Linked DNA regions of Homo sapiens: region 1 is linked to region 2. A link is a loop called in an ENCODE intact Hi-C map of the cell type or tissue named here. Cell type or tissue: IMR-90. All regions are shown on one strand. Links, peaks and the distances in the headings refer to the core of each region. The heading gives the core; the rest is flanking DNA. Region 1 overlaps LARGE1 (LARGE xylosyl- and glucuronyltransferase 1). Region 2 overlaps LARGE1 (LARGE xylosyl- and glucuronyltransferase 1).

Region 1 (5,377 bases), core at 224-5,223, 61 kb before region 2:
ACTAGGTGGAGATAACTGAATCATGGGGGTTTCCCTCATACTGTTTTCATGGTAGTGAATAAGTCTTATGAGATCTGAGAATTTTACAAATGGGAGTTCCCCTGCACAACCTCTCTTTCCTGCCACCATGTAAGACATGACTTTGCTGTTCATTCACCTTCTGCCATGATTGTGAGGCCTGCCCAGCCATGTGAACTGTGAGTCCATTAAACCTTTTTCCTTTATAAATTACCCACTGTCCAGTATGTCTTTATTAGCAGCGTGAGAACATGCTAATACACCTGGCATAGCAACTGACACCCAGTAGCCCCTCAATAACTATTGTGAAGGGAAACTGGCCTACACTGAATCATCCAAGGATACAGCAGGAATTTAAACCAATTTTTTTTTCTTTAAGTCCAAAATATTTTTAACTCTAGAACTCTACACTCAACCACTTCAAAAGCCAATATATATTTGTTAAGTGAATAAAAGAAAACTAAGATGGTTCTTTTCCTTGAGGTATTTATAACTCAACAGAAATACTTACAATTCATACTGCTTAGAGATTTCCATCTATCTTTTTGCCTTCAGATATATGATGAAAGACCAGGCTATGCCTCTCCGGAAGCTGACCAAAGTTTAAATGTATCCTACCTGTCACAAAGATTGAAAAACTCCGCATCCAGAGCATCTACTAATCTGACATGCCAACTTCTCAAGTTCTACAAAATATAAGATATAACTGACATGTACATCTAAAAGCTCTGTTGAATTTTGTTTTCACAGCAATACATACCAAGAATATTTATTTAGATAACTTCAGAAGTTTCAATCCTTTTTTTATTTTGTTTTTGCTTTAAAAGGCCCACAAGCACATATCCTTTCAAGGTGAACACCAGGTAAATTCTACCAAAAACAACGGCAGTAACTTTTCATTTTACCTACCACAAACACAAATTTCTTAAGAGAATATAAAGGATAGATGGTCTGTTTTATAACTTGTACTAGTTATAAAGAAAAGCCTTCTAAATGAAGAATGAAAACTTTATTCTATAAGTAAATGAGAAAAGCTCATGAGCGAGATAAATCATTAAAATTAAAATGTCTTTGTGCTGTACACTGGAAAGGCTGTAGCCACCTTTAAACTTTCCCCAGGAAGTTTAGGAATGGTGAGCATGTCTGCGTAGTATCCTTATGGCTGGCCAAAAAAATTAAAAAAGAAGAACAAAGAGCAGTCTCAAGAATTAAAAAAGCATGATCCTTTGGGGCCGTATACCCTAGGAGTAAACTCTTCTGCACAACTCAGTAATTTCCATGGATTATAATATGGCACAAAGGGGAACTGAGTCATATTACAAAAAAATTTAATTATTTTCAGTCTTTTCTGTTTGCAAAGGAAGAAAAATACTAGCTTAGAACATTTTCCACAAAATCATTATGCCTCTTTGGTTTCATTTTGTGTTTAGAAATGTTGCTGCCTAAAGGGAAAAGTGCCACTTCATCTGAAAATTCATTTGTATGGAATATCTCACTGCTAACAATGCCTTATCATTAGGTTATTGGGCACTTTATGGATAAATTTCTGTTGGAAAAATGCTGCTAAAGAGCAGAGATTATTATATAGAAATCATTATAGACTTTCATTATGGAAGCCAAGCCAAAGGCTTACTACTTCTATGACCACCAGCACTAGTGCTACCACTATTACTGCCAGCACTAGTGCCATTGCTACTCATATTACTACTCACAACTACCACCATCATCCTAGGAAAAATACTCTAAGTCTTGTGTCCAAGGGAAAAAGAAATTTTTATGTGTCTTATTTGTGAAGTGCATACTGCATGCTAAGACAGGCACTTGATAACATTACCTCGTTTACTACTCACAACAGCCCCACAGGGTAGGCTTTTTTATTATCTGTTCCCTTTTCTATGTGAGAAATAGATGCCCAGAGAGCCTAAATGCAGAGCCTCAGAGTCCAGGAGCACTTAGCAGCAGAACCAGTGTTCAGACTCAGAGACGTCAATTCGGTAAAACAGAACGCACTATGGCCACAGACAACCTAGGATTATACTTGTTAGGAGGTGATATGCTTTGGCTGTGTCCCCACCCAAATCTCATCTTGAACTGTAGTTCCCATAATCCCCACATGTCATGGGAGGGACCTGTTAGGACGTAATCAAATCACAAGGGGTGGTTACCCCCATGCTATTCTCGTGATAATGAGTGTGTCTCAGGAGTTCTGATGGTTTTATAAGTGTCTGGCATTTTCCCTGCTGGTACTTCTCCTTGCTCCCGCCATGTGAAGAAGGATGTGCTTGCTTCCCCTTCCACCATGACTGTAAGTTTCCTGAGGCCTCCCCAGTGATGCTGAACTGTGAATCAATTAAACCTCTTTCCTTTATAAACTGCACAGTCTGGGGTATGTCTTTATTAGCAGCATGAGAATGAACTAACACAGGAGGGCAAGGTCTAACCAGGAAAATCTGTTACTAGGAAACCCCTAAGAGGGCAGGATATTGGGGAATCAGAAAATAATGAGGCATCTTTCATTTCCTAAAGACAACGTTACAAACCAGAATAATCAAGTCACATATTCAAAACAAAAAAAAACAAAGCACAGAAGCAAAAAAACACAAGTTTTGAAACTCTTCCTCCATAGGAAATGTAGGAGTTCCCAAGCCCTCACCTAGTAGCATCCACACCCTCCTTTCTCTCCCCCATTCTTAGCCAAGATTTTCAAATTACTCAGGAGAAAACAGACCCCTTTCTCACTGTGTTCAGGGACTTCCCCAAAACCCCAGCCACGGGAAAAAGAAAGGAGAAGGTGGGGCCAGGGGAGGGGCTAAAGAAGACACTGACATTGAGCACCTCTTCTAGACCAAGTACCATCTCCTTTAATATCCACAAACAGCTTTCCACCCAAACAGCGAAAGCTGCTGAGCGTGCCCAGAGGAGGAGACGGAGGCAGGGAGTTCCACGACTGGCCATGCTGCAGCGAGCAGTGCCATGAAGATTTATGAGATGTTTACCACACTCCTACAGCATCGCACAGGATAAGTGTTCAATGTGGCATTATTATTCACATTAGCAATCCAAAGAAGAGCTGAAAAACATGTTCTGAAACTTTAAAATGTCAGTCTCTCTCTCATCACCCTGGATCACAACGGGGCTGTCAATTTTAAAAATATCATGGCTGGAGGAGAAAAGGAAACAGCCAACCACCCCACATCTGATAAAAGATACTAGACTTTTCCAGGCTTCAATGAGGAAGGACAAAATCAGTCTCCGCTCCCACCTGGCATACATAATGCCCACCAGGACTGAGTGGGAGATAATCGTCTGAAACAGGGAGCAGCAGCTTCCAACAGCTCCCCCATGTTTACTGAAATGAGGCCTTAACTCTAGTTTTATTTATTGCAAATCCATTTAGGAAATGAAAGGTTCAAATGTCCAATTCCCACTCCCAAACCTGAAACCCGGCACAGGCTGTGAGAAGTGAGGAATATTGCTTCTTTTCTCAGGAGAACAGCTTTTATTCCAGAATACGGATAGCTACTGTCACTTCCAGAGTCCCTCCTACCTCCCGCAAGAACACAGGAAAAATCCTTCTCCCTAAATAGAACTTTTTCCAGCTCCTCTCTTAAGCTATGTGGTATGTGTAGCTTCATCACTGCAGATCTCTGTTTTCTCAAATAAGGCAAGCACCCCCCAACTTTTTTTTTTTCATAAGAATCTGTCCTCTTATTGCCTCTCTGTCATAATCATACAAAGAGGGGGTGGTGTGAGAATCTCTTGCTTTCATGCAAATGGATCTAAAAATAAAAGAAAACTAATAAAGAAGGAATTGATAACCATAATTTTTTTTTCCAAAAGAATATGTTTTCATTTGTAAGTTTTCTATAGAGCCTCTGTCTCCTACAACTGCAGGGAAAATAAAGTTTATTAATGTTGAGGGGAAAACAGGGCCTGTATATTGCAAGGCTGCAAGCATGAAGATGGTAAGTTTATGCTAGATGGGATGCCCAACCCCCAAACTCACATATCCAGAAGCTTCCCAGGACCCACATTCAAGTCTGCGACGTATGTAGTTGGGCCCCATGTGTCTGTGCATATAATTTGTGAATAATTTGCAAATGCTGGTGGAGACTGTGCAGCCGTCTTTTCCCAAACACTAGACCACAAAAGATGGTGTCTGAGTCTGATTCTTCTCAGGAGGGAGGGAAGAAAGAAGGGAACCCTGAGATCGCCCAGACACCACCAATCCCAGGTGGGCCCCAAGGGCTCAGGCTGGGGCATGGAGTACCTCTGCCCACAGAACTTGTTTTTAAAGCCAGAACTGCTCTCGAAGAGGAGCAAGAAGGCAGCAAATACCAGAAGCCAGGCAACTGTCAGGGTGAAGAGCCTGGCCTCTTCAGACAGACCAGAGTTCCAACCCCAGTCTATCCTTTTACTGCTGTGTGGCCTTGGACAAGTGGCACAAATTCTCTAAACTCAGTTTTCTTATCCATCCAGAAACCACAGACTCATTTCCTCAAAGTGGGAAAATTTCTTTCTTTTCTTTTTGAGATGGAGTCTCGCTCTGTCGCCCAGGCTGGAGCACAGTGGCACGATCTCGGCTCACTGCAACCTCCGCTCCCGGGTTCAAGCAATTCTCCTGACTCAGCCTCCCGAGTAGCTGGGATTACAGGTACGTGCCACCACACCCAGCTGATTTTTATATTTTTAGTAGAAATAGGGTTTCACTATATTGGCCAGGCTGATCTTGAACTCCTGATCTCAGGTGATCCGTCTGCCTCCGCCTCCCAAAGTGCTGGGATTACCATCGTGAGTCACCGTGCCCGGCCTTAAAATGGGACAATTTCAAGAGTAAAAAGGAACACTATTCATATAAAATGAGGCCAAACTCCCTCAGAGGATGCTTGAAGTGAGACTGCGTCAGCATTGTTTTCCTTTACCTTCAGCATGTCATAGGACTCAATGAATGGTAAGAGTTGTTGCTGATCCTATTTTAAGAGAACTAGTCTTTAAAGAGGTTTGAATTCAGTCTCCGTCTTTGTAAACTGTGTAATCTGGTATAAATTAATCCTAAAACCCAATTTCATCTAAAAAGTAGGAGTAGGATAAATACAGTAACAAGTTGTAGGGCTGCTGAAAGCTCAGCATGGGAGAATTTAAGTACTTAACACTTAGCATAATTGCTGGTATACAGTAAGTATTTCATTAACAGCCATAATAATTACTACCACTACTTACTTATATGTAGGTTTACACAGACGCAAATAACTTGATCCTTGCAGCAACCATGACTATATATACACATTAACGGATCTATGTATAAGAAGTTTTAGGAGGGAGAGGGAGAGAGAGAGACAAAGAGAGAAACACACTAGAC
Region 2 (5,377 bases), core at 310-5,309:
TGCTGAATGATAATGACAAGGTTCCTATGGCAACCCCCATTTCTAAAGTTTGGGTGGTGGAAGACAGAGAGGGATCATTTGGCACCTGGCTTATGGGTGAAACACCTTGAAACTGCATGTTTTTTAATTCTCTCCACAATTAGAGCCAGGCCTTACACTTTTCCAGCACAAGACACTTTACAAGGTGTTTCACACAAGTTAACTACCATGTGAGATAAGGAGGAGAGATTACTGACCCTGTTTTTTACAAATGAAAAACCTAACAATTGGACTTGTTAACAGCTCATATGCAGTAAATCCAGGATAAGACCTTGGGTCTCTTGACTCCTAAACAAGCGATTTACTCAAGACCCCACTGTGTCTTCCAGCCCTAGCTACCTTCTCTCTACCGCCCCAGCCTTCTAGGCTTTCTCCTTCTCTCAAGTCACTTACTTCGAGGCACACTTACCCAACCTTTGCATTTCTGCCTTCTGTCACATCCTGCTCTGTTTCCACAATTATCAAGTGACTCAGCTCTCCAATTAAACTGTGTACATGTCTATTCAATACCATTCAGCTGTAAAATAACCTACACATTTCTACAGTGATGCCTAGGACAAAGTTTTATTCACCAAGCGACTATGCCACCGGCTCCAGTTAAAGACTACCAGGAACATACCTGTGGTCAAACAAAGTTGGGTTCATTGGTTCACTGCAGCAAGGTGGACACTACAACAGGCAGAATTTCAGAGATCTCAGCAAGAGGATGTCAGGAGGAGCTCATTATACAATTTGGACTGTGTTCAGTGATTTAGGGGTAGGCTCAGGGAAATGTAGTTTTGCTCTGAATTGGGTGCTGTCAACAGAGCAGAAATTTTATGATGACGTAGCTTCCTAATTTTTATCTAAGAGGCAGGAGGAACAGAATGAGGCTAAAGCCATAATCGGTAAAGAAACATTCGTGTGAGCTGAGACTGGGGAATGTTTGGTTGTTTTTGTGCCTTGCAGTGATCTTGCTTTTATCTGTGCTCAGTGTTGATGATTGAGTGGTCTTGTTTTTGTCTTGTTCTATTACCAACATAGAGTGACTCCATCACTCTATATTGTATTCTGTGAAACTCTTTATGCCCAAGAAGAGAACACACAAAGGCCCCAGCTATTAGAGCCAGGCTGGCTCTAAGCAGATAGCAGCAGAAGGAACTATTCTTTGTAATTTTCTCGACAACTTGTTCCACAAGTCACAATACCTGTTTGTGGTATTTACTTTGTACTTTTTAAAAATAAGACTCATGATGGAGAAGGCTGATGTGAGCCAACGTTGAAAGGTCAGCCCTGGAGCTACAAAAAGAGGCCTCTGAGCTGAGAAACTGAAACCGATGCTCCCAGATGAAGTTTTTTTTTTCCTGCCATCAACTGTGGAAGTAATTAATAGTCACTTTTATTTCAGAATTTGTTTTATATTTAACAAAGCCTCCTGAGCATCCCTTCATGGCTTCAAGGTGGTCTGGGCACAAGATCGATAAAGATTTCGCCCCTTAATTAGGTTACATTCCAGCAAAGGTAACATGTGTTTTTTGTCTATAAAAATAAACACAACAAATTTAAAAAAACATACAGTCTGTTAGAAAGTGCTAAGTACGATAAAGGCTGGGCACGGTGGCTCACACTTGTAATCCTAGCACTTTTGGAGGCCAAGGCGGGCAGATTGCCTGAACTCAGGAGTTCGAGACCAGCCTGGGCAACACAGTGAAATCCCGTCTCTACTAAAAAAACATATATACAAAAAATAAGCCGGGCGTGGCGGCGTACACCTGTAGTCCCAGCTACTTGGGAGGCTGAGGCAGGAGAATTGCTTGAACCTGGGAGGCGGAGGTTACAGTGAGTGGAGATTGGGCCGCTGCACTCCAGCGTGGGCAAGACAGCGAGACTCCGTCTCCAAAAAAAAAAAAAAAAAAAAAAAGAAAGAAAGAAAGAAAGAAAAGTGATAAGTGCTATGAAAATAAAGAAAAAACAGAACAGGGTAAAGAGGGATGGGAATGCCAGGCGAGGGTCACAGTGATCAATGAGGCAGCCAGGCAAGCCCTCCGCCATATGAAACTGAAACATGAGAAAGTCTTGATGGAAATGAAGGGGGGGCCTAAACAAAGCCACCAAAGAGAAATTAATCCAAGGAGAAATTAATCCAAAGGGAAATCAGCACCATCGTCTCATTTCAGATATGCGACAACTGAGAACTAGAGAGGTCTAGGAACTTGTCCGAGACCACACAATTTGATGATAGAACCAGGTGGAACGTGGGTCTGCAGATTCCCTGCCACAAGCTTCCTTCCCTATAATGAACAGGATATAAGAGCATTCTGTATAGGATCAAATCCAGAAGTAACTCCAGAATCACAGGCAGAAACAGCCGCTGCTTTTCAAGCACACACAGGTTTACAATACCTGTGTGTATCCATGCCAACTTGCAAAGTGTTAACTACCAAATGATCCTGAGAGGTCCAACCTTTAGCCTCATTCAAAACAGGGGAAGAGGAGGAGGCTGTGAGCATTTAAGTCCCTTGTTCAACATCTAGATGGCCAAAGGCAGGGTTTATTTTCAAACCCCAGCTGCATAATTTCATAGCTCTATTATGCAAAACACCACACACCAGTATGATGTTCACAGATACATGTGGCCTACATAACCCTTAATAATACCTACTTCACAGACAGTTGTGAGGCTTAAATAAGTATGCCCACATATGCCGAAGATAGCAAGGATACAAAAAAGTGCCAGTTCCTTTCCCACATGTGCTGAGTTGGAAACAGCTTGGTGCCAGAGCACGTCCACAAGGATATGTCTGCCTGTTGTGCCGTCTGCTGTATCCTCAAAACCTGCCTTGGGGCAGGCACTAAATATTCACTGAATGGATGGAAAATAGAAGTATGCAAGCTCTTCCTTCTGCTCTTTGTTCTCAATACTCTAGGGATCCCCGAGAACACCTCTCAGTTCAGCTGTGGACAAGAGGAAGCAAATGCGAAAGTGAAACTGCTCTCAGCAGGTCCCAACTGAGTCCCTACTGGGCAGGCTCGTGGCCAGCCAGATGCCCAGACCGGCCATACCAGACAGTCCTTGTAGAGGCTGAACAAGATAAATTGCCTATTGTGGATTAAAAAATCTACCAAAGCACTCTAGAATGGATTCCAAGATCCATTTGCATCAAAAACGTGAAAGCAAATGAGTATCACATTCAAGGACTTGGCATATCACAAACTCAGAGCTGATCAATGTAATTATAAATGCACTTAAGGGGAAAAAAAAAAAAAAAAAAAAAAAAAAGAAAGGACCTTGCCCTGGGCATGAAGAGAAGCCATGACAGGCTGCTTTGTTAAATATAAAACAAATTCTAAAATAAAAGTGACTATTAATTACTTCAGCAGTTGATGGCAGAAAAAAAAAATCTTGGTCTGGGAGCATCGGTTTCAGTTTCTCAGCTCAGAGACCCCTTTTTATAGCTCCAGGCTGACCTTTCACCATCGGCTCACATCAGCCTTCTCCATCATGAGTCTTATTTTTAAAAAGTACAAGGTAAATCCCCCAGTGTTCTAATCAAGCCCCCTTACTCACTTGAAGGGTAACCTTCATAGAAAAGAGAGCACTTGATAAATTCCAAAGCAAGTAAAAATAAGACATTATGAAGAAGATAGTCTAATCATCACAGCTAATTACAAAAGCAGAGTACATCATTTTATTCTCCCCAAGTGTCTCCAGTTTATTTAAAAAAAAAAAGGTCCAATTTAACAAAGACATTCTGTGTTACTGGTCTGAAGAGACACAGAAGGAATCTTGGGAGATGCAGTTGTGATTTATAAAGCCAAAGAGTTAGCTGTTGAAACAGTTATTCATAAATGTATCGGTGACATATGTAAATATATAATGATATGCCAACTGGATGCAAGAGCCCGGCGAAGGTGCTGTGGGGTGCCATGTTGCATCAAGCGAGGCCGCGTCCTTCACAAGCTTATGGCTGATTGCAGCATTACAAAACCCCAGAGGCAGGACCACAAGGCATTCAGCAGAGAGAGAGAGCACTTTCCAGCTCAGGAGGCCCGGGCAGTCATTCTGGAGAAGGTGGCATATAAAGTGGGCCTTAGGCTGGGCACGGTGGCTCACGCCTGTAATCTCAGCACTTTGGGAGGCCGAGAAGGGCGGATTATGAGGTCAGGAGACCGAGACCATCCTGGCAAACACGGTGAAACCCTGTCTCTACTAAAAATACAAAAAAATTAGCCGGGTGTGGTGGCGGTACCTGTAGTTCCAGCTACTCGGGAGGCTGAGGCAGGAGAATGGCATGAACCCAGGAGGCGGAGCTTGCAGTGAGCGGAGATCGCGCCACCACACTCCAGCCTGGGCAAGACAGCGGGACCCCGTCTCAAAAAAAATAAATAAATAAAAATAAAGTGGGCCTTGAAGAACGGGTGGAAGGTAGAGGGGTGGAGTGGGAAACTGTCAGAACCCTAACCATTTGCTAGCCACTCCATGTGCCCCCAACCTGCCCAACCCAGAAAGGATCAGGCGAGAGACCTCAGGGTCTGGAGGGCCCATCACGCCTCACCAGGGCTGTGTGGTACAATCCCCAGGACCCATGTTTCAGAACCCAAATGCCACATTCCAGCCAAGATGGCAGGAATCAGAATTTCAGAGGTGGGGCTTGGTCCTGTGCTTCTGGGAAAGGCCCTCAAGGAATTTCTGATGAGCAGCCCTCTGCCCCCAGGAACCACAGATTAACACCAGTATCTTAGTTTTCGAAGTGGAGCAAATGAAACTCAGAGTGGGGGGGTTCCTTACTTTTTCATCATCATTCTGATGAATATGTAGTGAATACCAACCTCAGGATACAAAAATTAATAAAGCCCATACCTGCCCTCATTACACGTTTTTTGCTCAGTGAGTCCTTACAGCAAAACCATGAAGGACTACTGTCATCTCTTCACATGCCCCCTTTTTATTAAGACAAAGAAACTGAAGCTTAAAAGGTTAAGAGAACAGGAATAATAAATGATGGAGTCGGGATCAAGTCTTGGCATCCTGAGACGCACCCCGCACCTCTGTGCTGCTTACTGGAGGCTTCCCGGGCACCCAGCCCTACGCTGGCACCTGGGCGATGACTATGTACAACAAATGGCCTCTGATCTCAGTAGGAATAGGGGGTTTAGGGGACAGCAGAAGAGAGCTGTCCAAGAACCAAACTTCCACTGAAAAGATTTCAAAATGTTTCATGTGCAGAATCCAACCAGAGTGCTGAACTGTGGCCATACCCGGACCAGTTCTCAGGGGGCCATGCTCCTCTGGAAATGTTCTCCACCCAGACAAACACATGCCTCTCCATGGAAGAGGGTCAGAACCATTCCCGACAGA

The links. Peaks named below come from ENCODE experiments on the same cell type or tissue, not always from the same donor. Only the 100,000 strongest peaks of a DNase experiment are listed, where the experiment ranks them.
Region 1: a loop joins it to region 2, with 2.0 times the contacts of the local background. A loop is called at or near these places in 7 of 110 quality-filtered maps.

What each region holds. Positions count from the first base shown.
Region 1 is chr22:33,790,091-33,795,467 of GRCh38, forward strand. The region is part of intron 1 of LARGE1 (LARGE xylosyl- and glucuronyltransferase 1); the gene reads right to left. Among named protein-coding and RNA genes, the nearest start is that of LARGE-AS1, 68 kb to the left of the region's middle. In IMR-90, for the core only: no CTCF peak of the experiment used is centred there; no DNase peak of the experiment used is centred there.
Region 2 is chr22:33,850,941-33,856,317 of GRCh38, forward strand. All of the region lies in intron 1 of LARGE1 (LARGE xylosyl- and glucuronyltransferase 1), which reads right to left. Among named protein-coding and RNA genes, the nearest start is that of LARGE1, 67 kb to the right of the region's middle. RefSeq lists enhancers at 2,405-2,906, 2,807-3,076, 2,907-3,406. In IMR-90, for the core only: no CTCF peak of the experiment used is centred there; a DNase peak (open chromatin) is centred at 3,021; H3K4me3 peaks cover 679 bases; H3K27ac peaks cover 469 bases.